Linked DNA regions of Homo sapiens: region 1 is linked to region 2. A link is a contact called in ENCODE Hi-C or POLR2A ChIA-PET data. All regions are on one chromosome and are shown on one strand. Each heading gives the region's core, a stretch centred on a gene start or an enhancer-like site at or near the end of the contact. The rest is flanking DNA. Distances are from core to core; before and after follow the strand shown. Region 1 overlaps TSPAN2 (tetraspanin 2). Region 2 overlaps DENND2C (DENN domain containing 2C).

Region 1 (4,532 bases), core at 1,237-3,736, 450 kb before region 2:
TTTTCCTTGTATTTCTTCAGGCTATCCGACATGTTCAGACCATGTATGAAGAGGCTTACAATGATTACCTTAAAGACAGGGGAAAAGGCAATGGGACACTCATCACCTTCCACTCAACAGTGAGTAACTTCACTTCTTCCTTAAAATCACAGCTTCTAAAGATTATGTGTGAGCCAGGTTCTCACCAATCACCAGGATTAAAAATAAAAATAAATTCAGTAAAGCCAAGTAGCACCACCTATTTTAGCCCTTTTGAGGGCCACAGTTTGCATTATGTGTGGAACCCTAGAAGGGAAAGATGTCTATCACACAGAGTTCACAAGAGAGACAGAAGAGCATGAACCCAAAAGACACATGCCCCAAAGAGACAAAAGAGCACAAACAAGGTTACAGAGAAAGGAGCCCAGATAAATAGCAGGCTTTGTCAGAGGGTAGCATTGTGGTGTAACAGAAACAAGTGTGACCTGTAAGTCAGAAAAGCTAATTTCTAGCTGCAGCTCTACCATTCAACAGCCTTGTGACCTTGAGCAAGTTACTTGGCCTCCCTGATACCCACGCAGCTCCCTCATTTGTAGAATGAAGGGTCACAGGAGATGGCTACACTCCCTTCTGGAACATTCAGTGGGACTGTGCTGTCCGTGGAGTGCTCAGAGCTACATGCAGTTAATCACAGAAGGCTTACAGAGGAGATGGGCCAGGCCAGAGTTATTCTGATTTTTTAGACACTGTGATATGAAGAAGTAGCTGTGAATTCCTGGGCCAGGTGTTTTCAGGTACCTAGTTCTTGTCTAGGACAAGTATGTCTTGGAAAGTGGCCACCATTTATACATTTATACGGTTTCACCTCAGCTGCCGCCAGGACCTGAAGCAGCACACAGGTTCTTTTGTCTTAAAGGGCCAGCTAGCCTAAGCAGGACACCTGTTTGCTGGCCAATCTTCAAATCTGGTCTTTTGGACCCTGGAATTTCCTGCAGCCACTTCTCCCCTCTTCCCCAGACTATTCCCAGCTAATGAGTCCTTCTGCAGCTCATAAAACTTGAGCTCCTCAGCAGGTTAAATGACTCCCAGTCTGAAAGAAGGAATCTAAAGCCCCAACCCCTTTCTAAAAAGTAGCAATTTACACAGACACTGTCAATTAGCTTCTTGCCTTGTTTGGGTTGCCTTGAGTCACTTCCCATCATAAACTCAGATGGCTTTAGCGAAGTCATTTTCTTGTTTTGCCAGCATGATTATGTGATTCTTCACTCTCCTTCCAGAAATAGCAGTCTGGGTTGCAGTGACTGGGCCTCGGAGCTGCTTTGCCGCCTCGGCACCCCAGTCCTTAGCAGGGTGCCCAGACTTGTAGCTGCTACTCCTCCCGCCTGGTCCTGAAGTCTCTTTTCTGACTCTCTAGTTTCAGTGCTGTGGAAAAGAAAGCTCCGAACAGGTCCAACCTACATGCCCAAAGGAGCTTCTAGGACACAAGGTAAGCTTCTACCAAGGTTCTTACTCTACCTGTAGTATCATGCTGCTAGCTTAGGAAGCCATTGAAGGTAGAATCTCGGATGGGATCTGCATTTTACTGAATTTGCTCTAGTGGCAGCATAGAGGATTGATGGAAAATGAATAGCGTTGAGCTGAGAGACCCATTGGGAAGGCTGCTGTCCTTGTTGTTAGCAAGAGATGTTAAAGAGGGCCCTTTAGAAAGTGACAACTACAGGAGTGGTGACCAGAGAAGAGAGGAGAATCCATTACTGGGTTTTTGGCTTCACCACCTACATAGATGATGGTGTCATTTATGGAGCTGAGGGAGAGAGGAAAAGGAGCCAATTGTGGAGAAAAGAAAATGAGCTTTGTGTTTAACATGGTGATTTTGAGGAGCCAGTGGCACTTCCAAATGGAAATATCCAGTAGGCAGTTGGAAAATCTGGTTTGTGGCTCAGGAGAGAGGTCTGAGTGTCAGCACTTGATGGGAAACTTAAAGCTATAAATACGGATTTGATCCATTAGACTTGGAAGAAAAGAAGGATGAGGATAGATCCTTGGGGGACAATTTAAGGGTGGGCAAAAGAAGAGATGCCAAAGAAGGAAACTGGGAGGGGCGGCCAGACACAAGTGAGGAGACAGCACGGGAAGGGGAGGGAATGGTCACCAGGCCCAGGTGCTGCTGTTGAGGGCAATTCAGTATTGATCAGCTGCCTACCTTATGTTCGGCACTGTGGATGCAAAGGAGAAGGAGAAAAAGTTCCTACTCACAAGGAGCTTGCATTGCAGTCTGATAGGAGGGATGAACATGAAGTCCATACGGTCCAGTGATTAGGAATGCATGGAATGTGCAACGTGCTCGGAAAGCACAGAGGGAAACGCACTTAGGAGAGGCGAGAGGCTGGGGGATGGGGAAGGCTGACAGAGGTAATGATGTCTCAGCTAAATCTTCAAGAATGGAAAGTAATTATGCAAGCATTGGGCAGAAAGCGGGAGGGGGAGGCCTGCGTGCCGAGAGACCAGCGTAAGCAACAACACAGAGGCAGAAATGACATGGTTTGTGTGGGGAACTGAAAGCCTAAGAAGGTCTACTAATAACTGCTGAAAAGCTGGCAGGATTTAGCATGCAAGGAACCAACTGGTGACGTGCTGTGAGGGATGGATTGAGGACAGAGCCCAGGTTTCAGAGAGCGAGATGTGAGGAGAGAGAGCATCCTTTCAAGAAGTTTCGATTTGAGCCAAGGACACAGAAAGAAAGTTTACAAAAGTCAAAGTCCAAATTACCATTAAACATATAGAAAATATAGAAAATTAAAAGTAATATTTAAAATCAATAGCAAATTAAAATGAAGAGATGCTGTTGTTTAATCTATGAAATTGACCAAGTGTTTTTCCTTTCCCTTAACAATAATACACAGTTTTGGTAAACGTGATGTCGTGAGCATTTTCAGAGAAATTAGTAAATAGTTTTAAAGGTCAGTATGACTATGTAAGACTAGAGGATTAAGTATGTTTATGCCCTTCTATCCAGAAATTCCACTTCTCGGAGTTTATTCTAAGGAAAAGGAATCAGAAATGCAGACAGACGTTTTTGTGCAAATCATGCTCATTACATGTTATTCATAAGAACAAAACACTGGACAGACCCTTAATATGTGGCAATAGGGGATTGTTTGGATAAATTGTAGTATATTCATATGATGAAATGTTTTACCACCATTAAGAATCATGATTTCACCTGTAATCCTAGCACTTAGGGAGGCAGAGGCAGGCAGATTGCCTGAGCTCAGGAGTTTAAGACCACCCTGGGCAACATGGTGAAATCCCGTCTACTAAAAATACAAAAATTAGCCAGGCGTGGTGGCATGTGCCTGTGATCCCAGCTACTCAGAAAGCTGAGGCAGGAGAATCACTTGAACCTGGGAGGCAGAGGTTGCAGTGAGCCGAGATCGCGCCACTGCACTACAGCCTGGGTGAGAGAGCGAGACTCTGTCTCCAAAAAAAAAAATAATCATCATAATCATGATTTCAAAGAAATTTTTAGTGAAACAAGGCATTTTTAAAGTTGTAATATTAAGTTTAAAAAGCTCACTGTTGAATATAAAGAATGACCTAAGGGTGTAGGTGTGTTTGTGTGTGTAAGTATCACCAACAAATTTATTACCTTTTATGGTGAGAATACAGACATTTCTTTTTAAAAAAAAAAAAATCTCTTTTCCAGATTTCTACAAGAAGCATGTATTCCTTTTGTGACTAAAGCCAATATACCTTTTGTACATTTGTTTTTTACAAAAAGAAGCTGGCAATGAAGGGAAGGAGGGCCTAATGGCAGAACTAGAGGAGGACAGTCTCGAGTGTTGTTTTGTTTGTTTTGATTGAAGAACTGAGCATGGTGATAGGATAAGTAGAAATGTCAATGGATAAGGAGAGGCTGAATGTATAGGAAGGAAAAAAAGTAACTGGCAGTGCAGGCTTCCTGAGGAGCTGAAAGACCCAAAGCAGGATATGAAGTTAACTGTCTTTTATTATTATTTATTTATTTATTTATTTTGAGACAGAGTCTCACTCTGTTGCCCAGGCTGGAGTGTAGTGGCATGATCTCGGCTCACTGCAACCTCCACCTCCCAGGTTCAAGTGATCCTCCTGCCTCAGCCCCGCTAGTAGCTGGGATTACAGGTAGGTGCCACCATGCCCGGCTAATTTTTTTATTTTCAGTAGAGACGGGGTTTCACCATGTTGGCCAGGCTGGTCTCGATCTCCTGACCTTAGGTGATCCACGCATCTCGGCCTCCCAAGTGCTGGGATTACAGGCTTGAGCCACCGCGCCCAGCCATGAGGTTAACTTTCAACAGAGAAGGGCACCTCTTTGGCTCTGATCAGAGAAAAAGGAGTCAGGAGTGTGCTTGCTACCTACAGCAATGCCTGGCACTGAAGGAAGGGAGCATCTAAGTGTATAGGAGAAGGAGAGGAAGAGTGAAAGAATTGCTATAGGTTGACTCTCATTTTTTCCACTAAGTAAGGGAGCCACTCCTTAGAAGAGTAGTTTTCAAACTTTTGTCAGAATGCAT
Region 2 (4,494 bases), core at 792-3,291:
AATCTTCAAACAATGCTGCAAATGCATCTTTTACTTATATTTCTATATAAGACTATTTTTGTAGAATAAGTTCCTAGCAGTGAGCTTAATCAAAGAACATATGGATTTAAAATGTTGGCCAGGCATGGTGGCTCACACCTGTAACTCCAGCACTTTGGGAGGCTGAGGCGGGTGGATCACTTGACCCCAGGAGTTTGAGACTAGCCTGGGCAACATGACGAAACCCCGTCTCTACAAAAAATACAAAAATTAGCTGGGTGGCTGGGTGCGGTGGCTCATGCCTATAATCCCAGCACTTTGGGAGGCCAAGATGGGCAGATCACGAGGTCAGGAATTCAAGACCAGCCTGACCAACACGGTGAAACCCTGTCTCTACTAAAAATATAAAAATTAGCCCAGTGTGGCGGCACACGCCTGTAATCCCAGCTACTCAGGAGGCTGAGGCAGGAGAACTGCTTGAACCCTGGAGGTGGAGGTTGTAGTGAGCCGAGATTGTGCCACTGCACTCCAGCCTGGGCGACAGAGTGAGACTCTGTCTCAAAAAAAAAAAAAAAAATTAGCTGGGTGTGGTGGCACACGCCTGTAGTCCCAGCCTACTCTGGAAGCTGAGGTAGGGGGGATCAGTTGAGTCCGGGAGGCAGAGGTTGCAGTGAGCCAAGATTGTGCCACTGCACTGTAGCCTGTGCAGCAGAGTGAGACCCTGTCTCAAAAAAAAAAAAAAAAAATTTATAACTGCTGCCAAATTGTCCCACAAACAGATTGTAACAGCTTGTTTCTACAAACATCATTTGAAAATACCTCTTTCCCCATAATCTTCATCAATAAATACTATGCTTTATTAAAGCTTTTTATGGCAATATCATGGTTGAAAATGTATGTCTTGTTTATTGTTTTAATTTACATTTATTTCGTTATGAATTTGGGCAGTTTTCATGTTTATCAACAACTTATAAATCTTTTTCTATGAATTGCCTATTCCCACCCTTTATTCCTTTTTCTGTTGTGCTTTTTCTTCTTGATTTGTAACAGTTCTTTGAATATTAAGAAACTTAGCCTTGTGTCTGCAATGTGTTTACAAATATTTTCCCAGTTTATTGTTCACTTTTTGAGTTTAATACTGATTTTTAAATTAGATACAAGTTTATATAATCAAATTTCACTTATGACTTCTAGGCCTTATTTTTTCCCTTTCTTTGTATTTCTATTTTGCTTTAACTTTTCAAACTTAATCTAGAAATGTTTTATTTTAAAAGCTGCTTTGTGTGTGTGTGTGTGTGTGTGTGTGTGTGTGTGTGTGTTGCCTGTGCTCTCAGAATTATACAAAAACACTCCCTTGGGAAAACAAGATAGCCCCTTGTCCCCAAAATACTTAAAATCGGATTGGGGAAAGTAAGAATAGTTCAAAGCAGTATGAGTACTGTGAGAATTTGGAGTAAAGATCCATATGGACTAGAAGTAGTTTAGAGGCACTTAGAGGCACCATAGAAGAGGTAGGCTGACTTGGTAATATCTCTCTCCTAGTTCTCATGTTTTCCTGTTATTCTAAATTTATAGTCTGGTTGGTGTTTAGATTCTTGTTTAGCCCTGTTGGTGTTTGCCTTTGATACTCTATTTGGAATATACAAACAACTATGTGGATATAGAAATAGAATCCACTCTGAACTAGACTCTTAAAACTGGTCTGAAATGCAATTAGTTTCTAGAATTAGGGATGAGAGGGGAGCCGAGGAGTGAAGTAGGGTATGGGAAGAAGATGTAGTAGAGGAGTTTCCTCTTTGAGCTTTTTACTCTCTTTTGGTAACTATCCCAACTTGATACAACCAAGTGGTTTGGAGAAAGGCTCAGCAGCTTTATTATTCCTTACTCCAAGTCCCCAGGTTTGTGGGTTTACATTGTTCTCATCCTCATGTACTTCCTACTGTTGGACAATACAAATGGAAACTCCTTCTCTCTTTTCAGGTGAAACCAGTGGGAACGAAAGTGATGCCGAGTATCTGCCAAAGAGTGAGTGAGTCAATGGGGCTGCTCCCGTTGTTGTGATGATCATGGGTTAGGTGGAGTGGCACCTACCTTTGTGACTAAGCATGTTTTTTCCCACATGAAGTTCCATTTTGTAGATGATTTCCTTATTTTCAGAGCCTGTTGAGGTTTGGAGAATTAAACAGTCAGAATTAAACACTGTCAGATGTTTGACAGCATTTAAAGTCTCCCATAGTGGAGTGAGGCAAAACAGTATGGTTCTTATGATGGAATATTCTTAGGGGAGCGGCAGAGAGCTGCATGTCCAGACATATATGCAGTAGTTTCCTGGCAGCCAAAACAGAGTGTGTGAATCATCCTCTGAGCAGTAAATATCTGATTTTTTTTTTTTTTTTTTGAGACGGAGTCTCCCTCTGTCACTCAGGCTGGAGTGCAGTGGCGCAAGCTCGGCTCACTGCAACCTCTGCCTCCCGGGTTCAGGCAATTCTCCTGCCTCAGCCTCCTGAGTAGCTGGGATTATAGGCATGTGCCACCACGCCAAGCTAATTTTTGTATTTTTAGTAGAGATGGGGTTTCACCATATTGGTCAAGCTGGTCTCGAACTCCTGACCTCGTTGATCTGCCTGCCTTGGCCTCCCAAAGTGCTGGGATTACAGGCGTGAGCCACCGCACCCAGCCAAATGTCTGATTTTTTATAGCCACTCAAGTGTAATTATTTAAGTAACTTTGATATCTCTGACATTGAAAAAGGAAATATCTATTTGTTATTTATAGGCATTTATATTCCAGATTATTGTGCTGTTTACTTTCTAGTAGAATATAGAATGCACCATGCATTTCTGACTCTCTTTGTCCAAGCACTTCATGGTGCCTTCATCCTTCATCTAACGATGATGCTTTCTAGTTATCACAGCAAGTTATCTACTTCCTATTTAAGTGACTGTCATACTAAGCCATGGAAAAAGTAGAAGACATGCATTATCAAAGCTGAGTACAGGGCAGTTCCAGTTCCTAATCTGACACCCTAATTTTATGATTAATAGTCTTGTGCTCCCTCCACTGGCCTGAATTGCTTTAGGTGTTTGATTCTGTAGCCTGACTGAAGGTGAAATTTAATAATCATCAGGTTCAGCCTAGATGTGTGAAGATGACTAATTTAGGGCTGTTACTACTGAGAAACAGGACCTAAAATTTTCTTGACTTGAACTCAGCCCTTTGAGGTAAGTAAAGCTTTGACTAGAGCACTGAATGTACTGGATAATTCCGGGGAGCCATTCCAGGATGCATTTTTTAAAAATGCTCTTAATATTTTGATCTATAGTATAACTTCTTTTGGGACAGAATGCATTGTATCAAAAAGAAAGGAAAGACAATTAGAGGTTGAGTCTATCAGTGGCTCGGAATTATACATAAGCAAATCACTGGGACGTGTAGACTATTTTTTCTGCAAGTCCACAGTTTCCTTCAGTGGGGACCACCCCAGATTGCTCAAAATTTAGAGATAAATGAGAATAGAGGATAGATGCTATCCAGTTTTAATTGGTATTGCTATGACTGTTTAAATAGTATGCTTCCATAATTTTATTCTTTTAAGAAAGTCAGCTAATGGATGTCTTCTTCCACTTAATTTTTTTCTCTTGTGTGTAGCACCATTTACTGATACAAGTATATATTCATTGTTAGTAATATGTGGCAAGGAGAGAAGGGAACTGGACAGTTTCTTCAATGTGAGGAAAATTTTTATTTTAATTTATCAAACTCCCCCTTTCTGTACTTAGGACTGAATTATTTTATCAGATCTCTGCCCCCTGCCCCGTGCCACCTGGCACCCTGTGATTTCATGGCATTCCCAGCAGTAGCATCTGTTGTCAGTCTAGCGCTTTTTCGTGACATTTTCCATGTGTCCTGGTTTGATGCCATGAAAGATGGGATAGCATAGATTATTTGTTGGGACATACATAAGTATTGGTTGGGACATGGAATGTCAGTCCCACTGCTGGCCAGAAGTGGAGTGAGGCCCCTGCACACTTGTGAGGGTCTGCACTTCTTCCCCCTAGTATGTCACAGCCTTAACAGGTATGTCTATGTGGCAGATGCTGGTTATTCAACATTCATTCAGCAGTGACTGTGTGAAGATTAATCCTATGTGGGTCATGACCTCTGGATGCTGAAAGGAAGGTAGGGCTACAGAGAAAAAAACATTTCTCCATGATTTCATTACAGATCGCCATAAACGCTTAGCACAACTGCAACCGTCTTCCAAGAGGAATCCTCACTACCAGACCTTGGAGCGGGATCTTATTGAATTACAGGAGCAGCAGCTGTTTGAACTTTTTGTGGTGGTGTCTCTACAGAAGAAACCATCAGGAATAAGCTATATTCCCCAGGTCATACAACAATTCCCTGGCAAGGTAGGCACAAGGAGGCCAAGAGGCATTCAGGAATGTTCCTGTGTCTCTGTGTACATGTATTTCCTGTCCTCTTGGTTTTTGTTATCTCAACAAGTTTTTACCA

Evidence for each region. A loop is a pair of places that touch in the nucleus more often than their neighbours do. ChIA-PET counts read pairs that join two places held with the same protein, here RNA polymerase II (POLR2A). Pooled maps may share reads with other maps.
Region 1: a loop to region 2 is called in a map with no recorded cell type, with 2.7 times the contacts of the local background. The contact joins two enhancer-like sites. A Hi-C loop is called at or near these places in 2 of 37 single-sample maps with no recorded cell type and 5 of 50 pooled maps. POLR2A ChIA-PET finds 5 or more read pairs at or near these places in 2 of 52 experiments (H1 and Panc1).

The regions. Positions count from the first base shown.
Region 1 is chr1:115,054,470-115,059,001 of GRCh38, reverse strand. It overlaps TSPAN2 (tetraspanin 2), which reads left to right. Exons shown (of 8, transcript NM_005725.6): 5 at 21-119; 6 at 1,394-1,465. Among named protein-coding and RNA genes, the nearest start is that of TSHB, 27 kb to the right of the region's middle. Within about 2 kb of position 2,486, at least 6 of the 41 ENCODE cell types and tissues checked have a DNase peak (open chromatin) inside an H3K27ac peak, as active enhancers do.
Region 2 is chr1:114,608,583-114,613,076 of GRCh38, reverse strand. DENND2C (DENN domain containing 2C) reads left to right here. Exons shown (of 21, transcript NM_001256404.2): 9 at 1,960-2,004; 10 at 4,204-4,391. Among named protein-coding and RNA genes, the nearest start is that of BCAS2, 29 kb to the right of the region's middle. Within about 2 kb of position 2,041, at least 2 of the 41 ENCODE cell types and tissues checked have a DNase peak (open chromatin) inside an H3K27ac peak, as active enhancers do.